Linked DNA regions of Homo sapiens: region 1 is linked to region 2. A link is an interaction called in ENCODE POLR2A ChIA-PET data of the cell type or tissue named here. Cell type or tissue: Panc1. All regions are shown on one strand. Links, peaks and the distances in the headings refer to the core of each region. The heading gives the core; the rest is flanking DNA. Region 1 overlaps KCNK12 (potassium two pore domain channel subfamily K member 12). Region 2 overlaps EPCAM-DT (EPCAM divergent transcript).

The links. Peaks named below come from ENCODE experiments on the same cell type or tissue, not always from the same donor. Only the 100,000 strongest peaks of a DNase experiment are listed, where the experiment ranks them.
Region 1: POLR2A ChIA-PET joins it to region 2 with 13 read pairs; 2 of 35 experiments call an interaction of 5 or more read pairs at or near these places.

The regions. Positions count from the first base shown.
Region 1 is chr2:47,558,002-47,560,501 of GRCh38, forward strand. The region is part of intron 1 of KCNK12 (potassium two pore domain channel subfamily K member 12); the gene reads right to left. It also overlaps a transcript of MSH2 not described here. Among named protein-coding and RNA genes, the nearest start is that of KCNK12, 12 kb to the right of the region's middle. In Panc1, for the core only: no CTCF peak of the experiment used is centred there; no DNase peak of the experiment used is centred there.
Region 2 is chr2:47,339,188-47,344,422 of GRCh38, forward strand. All of the region lies in intron 1 of EPCAM-DT (EPCAM divergent transcript), which reads right to left. Among named protein-coding and RNA genes, the nearest start is that of EPCAM-DT, 3.3 kb to the right of the region's middle. RefSeq lists a silencer at 903-1,197. In Panc1, for the core only: no CTCF peak of the experiment used is centred there; no DNase peak of the experiment used is centred there; H3K4me3 peaks cover 1,089 bases; H3K27ac peaks cover 510 bases.

The DNA of each region.
Region 1 (2,500 bases), core at 1-2,500, 220 kb after region 2:
AGCCTTCTTTTACAAAGCAGGTCATCATCTGATCATCATATTTTACTTTTTATAAAACAGGTGCCTAGGTAGAGTTGGGAATCTTGGAAACGGCCATTCATTCAAATTTACATTGATTCTGAAAATATTTCTGTAGCCCCTCCCATGTGCCATGCCCTGTGCCAGGCACTGGAGACATGGAGGGGAATGGAGGAGATAGCGTTCTCATCTTCCAGGAACCCAGAATCTGGCAAGAGAAGCAGATGCTAAGCACACAGTCACACAAGTGATTCCATGCCAAACCAGCAGGAAGTGTGGGGAGTGACAAAGAGGGTGCTGGCAGGGGCAGGCCCTGCAGTCCCACTTCTGCACTGACACAGGCAAGGACCTCTTCCCTGCCTGCCACTGAGGCTGCCAGACCTTCAGAATTAGCTCCCATGCAATCTCAGCTTTCTTTCCCGACCTTCCATTTTAGAAGAGAACCCAGCAATCCAAACCTGCATGGCCTCCAAAATGCACCCCGCCCCTAGGAAATGCCAACACACTCAGCACAGGCAGAGGCCCGTGCCTACCTTTCCCCCTCGCACCTGGGCTGTCCCTGCAGAATTCCTGGCAGGTCCTGGTGTTAGCAGCTAAACAGGCTCACACGAGGCGCTCAGAATTCAGAACACTTGGCAGCAGGGAAGAGGATCATGGCCATTTGGAAAGGATTAGAGAGGAGTCACGCGGAGTGCGATTCGGAGTTTGCGTTTATCTCAACTGAAACTTTCCAGAAAGCTAGGACAACTGATTCCAATAAAAGCTTCCCCAAGTATTTTTGGAGGCATTGTGATGGTGCTGGGCCGTGTGGGTGGGGGTGGCTTTTCCTGGTTTGTGGAATTGCATTTCATTACTGATTAAACTTCCGTCAAATGTGTGAAGCAACCTCCAGTTTCTAAGGAATGTGTCCTGGGCAGGTGAAGAGAAAAGGCAGAACCACTGGACTGAGAGGTGGAATTGAGCAGGGCCTCTTTATGGCTAAGAGATGTGGCCAAGGCCAGGGCCAGATAGGAAATCTGAGTCAGTGGGAAAACTAGGACCAGAAGCCCCCCTAGTTCAGAACTGAACTTTTCCTACTGCTTTCTGAGGGTAACAAGGGCTGAGGCTTAGAATTGTCTAGTTTGGTTTCAGTCCAGGGCAGGGTCAGGATAAGGACCCAGCTGACTCAGAGAGCCATGGAAACGCACTGCCAGGGAGGGGAGCTCCAGAATGAGCTGGCTGCCCTGCTGCACACCTGCCAGCCACTGAGAGAGCATTAAAGCAACGGCCCAGCAGAGGGGCTCATGCACAGCCAGCCCCTCCAGCTGTAGGAGTGGGGAGCCCAGCAGGGAGGCCCTGGGAGGTTCTGGAAACGTGGTCTGGGCCCAGCTTGCTCAGTTTTTATTTTTTGTTGTTAATTTCCAGCAGTCCAGGGTTTTCAGTTACTCATTCATTCCATCCACTCAACATATGTTGATTAATCACCTACTTTGTGCCAAGTATTATGCTCCATGATTGACAGAAATTACCTCTTTGCTGCACTTCGAAGTAGTCATTCAATGCATAGCTGCTGCCATGATGGTTATTATCATGTTATTAATTGTAACAGTGACAAGCACTACTAAGATGTAGCTTCTGAGGTGGAGAAAGAAGAAACTACGTTTTCTGCATACCTACTATGTGCTGGGCCCTGGGCCAGCTTTAGACACATCTTAACCCACTGAACGGTGGCTTACTTCGCAGATGGGGAAGCTGGCATAGAAACAAATGATTGGCACAGGTCTGAGGGCAGTAAGAGGGACTTCACAGTAGGTCCCTCTCTAGTGGCACCATTTGAGCTGGATCTTGAAGACTGATTTCACCTGGTAGAAAACAGGGAGGAAGGGAAGGGCATTCCAGGTGGAGAGTACAGCATATGTAACAGCCTAGAGGCTTAAAGTGCGAGGTAAGGGGGACAGAAGTTAAGGGTGGCTAGAGAAGAGAGTAGCACTGGCAGGCGCTTGGTGCAAGGTCTAGGCAGGGTCTGTTTCAGGACATGACCTTAGGCAGAGTCTCCCTCAAGCCAACCACCCTTCAGGAGGCGAGTTCTGAGCTGGCTATGTCCCCAGGCTTTCCTTGCTGGTGTGCTTAAGGGAGGCCCTCCTGTTTTTTTGGTTTTCTGTCCCGCCTGTCCATGCCCACTGCAGCTGTTTCCAGTGCAAGGCTGAGGGTTCTCAGGTCTGGGCGGGAGCTCGGTCCTCTTCAACAAGTTCCCAGAGTTCTGGTGAGCTCTGTGGGAAGCACGTGCTCTACCCTCTCCGATCTGGTTGGCAGCCTCCTTCACAGAGAGGTACTAGGTGGCGAAGGATGGGAAGCAGGCAGCCCTCGCTTTAGTGTAGCCACTGACACTGCCAGAAGCACAGCACAGCCAAATCCCAGAGTCCCCAAACTGTGCTTCAGCTCTCACTGATGCCTCCTCATCCTCCTCCTCCACCCACACAACCCTGCAGACCCCAGGCTGGGC
Region 2 (5,235 bases), core at 2,668-5,167:
GCCGAGATTGCACCATTGCACTCCAGCCTGGGTGACAGAGCAAGACTCCATCTCAAGAAAAAAAAAAAAAAAAAAAAGGACATTTGAACACAGAGAAGACACACAGGGAAAATGCCATGCAATGATAGATATCTATAAGCTGAGGAACACGCCCAGAAGTAAGAAAGAGGCAAGGAAGGCTCTCTGAGAGCCTTCAGAGAGTGTGAGGCCCTGCCCAACACCTAGATTTTGGACTTCTGACCTTCAGAACCAGAGAGAATATATTTCTGGGTTTTGTTTGTTTTTTTGTTTTTCTGAGATGGAGTTTTGCTCTTGTTGCCCAGGCTGGAGTGCAGTGGCATGATTTTGGCTCACCGCAATCTCCACCTCCCAGGTTCAAGCGATTCTCCTGCCTCAGCCTCCCAAGTAGCTGGGATTACAGGCGCCCGCCACCATGCCCGGCTAATTTTTTCGTATTTTCAGTAGAGATGGGGTTTCTCCATGTTGGTCAGGCTGGTCTCGAACTCCTGACCTCAGGTGATCCTCCCACCTCAGCCTCCCAAACTGCTAGGATTACAGGCATGAGCCACCATGCCCGGCCATATTTCTGTTGTTTTAAGCCACCTTGTCTGTGGCATTTTGTTACAGCAGCCCTAGGGAACTAATACAATCTCTAAAACTTCCTCTTTTTGATGCTCCCAGTCTTTAGAATGTAAAGAAGCTCCGCCCCTACCCATGCATGGGCCAAGTATAAAGTGAGTGTTGATAGCAGGATATTAAGTTGACAAAATAAACCAGATTCAGGATCTAAGAGCCACAGGGGAAAATCATGAAGTGGGGACTGGTTGGACTGGTTTTTCTCATAAATCTCAATGACTTTGATCCCAACCAGGTGGAATTTTAAAGTTAATTGATTTAGGGAGGAACACCTGAGCAGCTGCACCGTGTGTGAGCCCTGTGCTAGGCCCAGTGGGGAAGCCAGGTGAGTCAGGTGCTGCTGCCTTACGGGAGCTCATAGGATTCGCCTCTACAGAAGGTGTGATGGAACAGGTCAGTCACTAGCCAAGGTGTGAGTAACAGGCTGTGCAAGTTCAAAATCAAGAGAGTGATTCATTTCCCCTGGGGGAGCATCAGCCAGACTGCTTCACTGAGGAGAAGGCAGTGGCGACATCTCTCTAAATATCTGACTGTGGAATCCATAGCCCAGAGAAGGTCTTGTGTGTCGATTAGAGACAAGCAAAGGAAAACAAATCTACCAGGAATGCTGGTGTTTTCCTGGAGAGTGTTTCACTGATCACGGGGTAGTGCTCTTTGCTCAGTGGAGAGGTACAAAGCTGTCTAGCCCCTGCTTGCTCTGAGGGGGAATTCTCTGGGCTCTCGGAACCTCTTATTTTCCCTTCTGGTTCTCCACTTGGGGTGAGTGCTTATCACCACCTTCTGTAGAGATTGAGGAAAGTGGAGAAGGTACACAGAGGCTTTGGAGTTGCTAGCGATCTCAATGACATCTTGTAAGAGAGCTGGTGGCTCAAGAAGGAGAGAGCAGGCCCTTGTGTTGCATTTGCAGGATCTGGGGCAATAGTACAGCCCACATATCTAAGCTCCATTTACGTTGCCAAAAATAGCATAGGCCACACATCTAAGCTCCATCTACATTGACACTCCATGACCCCACGTGGGCCACCCCAGTGTCATGGCCCAGTCTGGAGAAGTGACCCTGCGAAAAAGCTGTGTATGCCCTGTAGGTAGACTTGACCCTTCTGTGCAAGAAATTTTGATGTCCTGCGAGCACCCAGAATGGTCTAGGAGAGAGGGAACAGGCTCCAGTGGACATATTCTCTTCGCCCTGTTGACTCCCTCCTCCATGGGAAGAGACTTGGCTTAAACAAGCCTAGAGCAGGTCTGTTTAAGGTCTGGGGCCCTGAGTAGGAATCTACTTACCCACGTCGAAGGTAGAATTGGGAAGAAGCACTGTTATAAACTCAACAGAAAGTGATACTGAGTTTCATTTTTTTTTTTTTTTTTTTTTTTGGAGACAGTCTTGCTCAGTCGCCCAAGCTGGAGTGCAGTGGTGTGATCTCGGCTCACTGCAAGCTCCGCCTCCTGGGTTCACGCCATTCTCCTGCCTCAGCCTCCTGAGTAGCTGGGACTACAGGCGCCCACCACCACGCCTGGCTAATTTTTGTGTTTTTAGTAGAGACGGGGTTTCACCATGTTGGCCAGGATGGTCTCTATCTCCTGACCTCGTGATCCGCCCGCCTCGGCCTCCCAAAATGCTGAGATTACAGGTGTGAGCCACTGCACCTGGCCAATACTGAGTTTCTTGGTTTTGCTCTGGAACTAGACTAATGAATTCCAATCCTCATGGAAGCCCTGTGTGAAGCATTTCATGGAGAAAAATTTGTATGATGCAGTGGTTTGCAAATGGGGGAAATTTGGCATACAGTGACATTTGGTGATGTCTATAGGCATTTTGCATTGTCATAATTGGAGGATACTGCAAGACGTCTGGTGGGTAGAGGCCAGGGATATTGCAAAATATCCTACTATGTTGCCCTGCAGGATAGCACCCCATAAGAAACAATGATTTTGGCCGGGCATGGTGGCGCACGCCTGTAATTCCAACAGTTTGGGAGGCCGAGGAGGGCAGATCACTTGAGGTTAGGAGTTTGAAACCAGCCTGGACAACATGGTGAAACCCCATCTCTACTAAAAATACAAATAAATTAGCCGGGTGTGGTGGCAGGCACCTGTAATCCCAGCTACTCTGGAGGCTGCGGCAGGAGAATTGCTTGAACGGGGAGGTGGAGGTTGCAGTAAGCCGAGATCGTGCCACTGTACTCTACCCTGGGCAACAGAGCAAGACTCCGTCTCTAAATAAATAAATAAATAAAAATAAAATAAAATAAAAGAAACAATGATTTGGCCCCAAATATCAATAGTGCTGAGGTTTGAGAAATGAATTTTTAGTACCCTTAGCACATGGTTTGGACTTGTTTGCTGCAGGATGCTGGGCCTGGAAGATATAAGATTGCAAGTAGCCACGGCTCCTAAAGAATGACTGAGTGGCTGCTTCCAGAAAAGTAGGTCAGAATCAGCAGAAAAACAACTTAATGAGGCCGGGCGCGGTGGCTCACGCCTGTAATCCCAGCACTTTGGGAGGTCGAGGCGGGTGGATCACGAGGTCAGGAGTTCGAGACCAGCCTGGCCAACATGGTGAAACCCCGTCTCTACTAAAAACACAAAAATTAGCCAGGCGTGGTGGTGGGCGCCTGTAGTCCCAGCTACTCGGGAGGCTGAGGCAGAAGAATTGCTTGAACCCCGGAGGCGGAGATAGATGGCAGTGAGCCAAGACTGTGCCACTGCACTCCAGCCTGGGCAACAGAGCACGACTCCATGTCAAAACAAAACAAAAAAAAAATTAATGGTGTACTTGGGACTATACTATCAGCCTCAACAAATAGACTTGGGGCCCAGCAGCTGTGCCAAGCTCCCGAAGACCCACCAGCCTGAACTGTCCATCCCTTTTCCTCATGCAACTTTGCCACCCACATCACCCACCATCCCTCACCTTTGGTCTTCACTGGGGCAGCTCTCCATTCAACTAACTCCCCCGCGCTTAAGTTAATTATCTGAGTTTTCTTTGCAGCTTAATACTTACCAGGCCTCATGGTGTCTACTCTTCTTTTTTCTTTTTTTTCCCAGACAGAGTTTTGCTCTTATTGCCCAGGCTGGGGTGCAATGGTGCCATCTCGGCTCACTGCAACCTCCGCCTCCCAGGTTCAAGCGATTCTCCTGCCTCAGCCTCCCGAGTAGCTGGAATTATAGGCATGTGCCACCACGCCCGGGTAATTATGTATTTTTAGTAGAGAAGGGGTTTCTTTCATGTTGGTCAGGCTGGTCTCAAACTCCCAACCTCAGGTGATCAACCTGCCTCAGCCTCCCACAGTACTGGGATTACAGAAATGAGCCATTGCACCTGGCCCAGTGTCTACTTTTCTTTATCAGGCTAAACAGCTCAGGACACAGATAGAATTTGGACTTAGGTCCGTGTGAATCCAAAGGGCCATGCTCAACTGAGCAGCCGGCACTGCCTCGCTGAACAGCCAGGATTCTGGGAGTGCTACTTTGTACAACATTTTATGAAATGTTTCTGGCCTCCTTCTAGACCAGAGCAGAAAGGGGTGGTTAGGATGTTCTAAATACCAACCCCCTCTACTCCATCCCCAGGTTCATGACAACTTTTTAAGCTGAGCATACTGCAATCACTTAATTCTTCTAGACCTAAGATAAGCCAGTAGCCACGTCCACTCTGAGCCTGTGAGCAGGCAGGATCAAGTCTAAGAGCATCTCTTCTTTGGAATCTTAAGGCCTAGGATCCCAGCAGTTTTGGGGTCTAAAGACTTTTCAGGCTCCCGAAACTCCCTCTATTTTTAATAATTTTAAATGTTTCCCCAATACTTAGCTAAGCAAAGAAGGAAAAAGTGTACTTTTATTACACAGTCAGTTCTGGATAATTCTAGGGGAAATTCTTCCATTTTAGAAATCTCTGCTTTCTTCTTTTCTCCCAGATTCTTCTCATTAATTCCCTCAGTAAATATTTGTCTGTGGCAGGGTGCAGTGCTCGTGCCTGTAATCCCAGCACTTTTGGAGGCTGAGGTGGACGAATCACCTGAGGTCAGGAGTTTGAAACCAGCCTGGCCATCATGGTGAAACCTCGTCTCTACTAACAGCACAAAAATTAGCTGGGCATGGTGGTGCGTGCCTGTAATCCCAGCTACTTGGGAGGCTGAGGCAGGAGAATTGCTTGAACCAGGAGGCGGAGGTTGCAGTGAGCCAAGATCACGCCACTGCATGCCAGCCTGGGTGACAGAGCAAGACTCTGTCTCGGGAAAAAAAAAAAAAAAAAACTATATATACATACATACATATATATATATATATATATAAAATGTACATATATATTTATCTGGCACCTACTAGATGCCCCAGGTACCATGGTAGGCACAGGTGTACAGTGATGAAGAGCATTTTCCTATAAAATATTACCCAGGCTGACTCCAAGTTTTAATACCTCAGGTAGGAAAAGGAGGAGAGTGTTAGTAAAATGTTTGCCGTTGAATTTCACCAGCGTAAAAACAACATTCTGGGAAATAATTATCTGCACTTCAGTTCTTTGGGGTGGTACCGGAGGGAATCTTTACAAAGGTGGTATTAATGGAGAAGAGGAAGGGAAGGATCCTTAGTGATGGGTTGTTT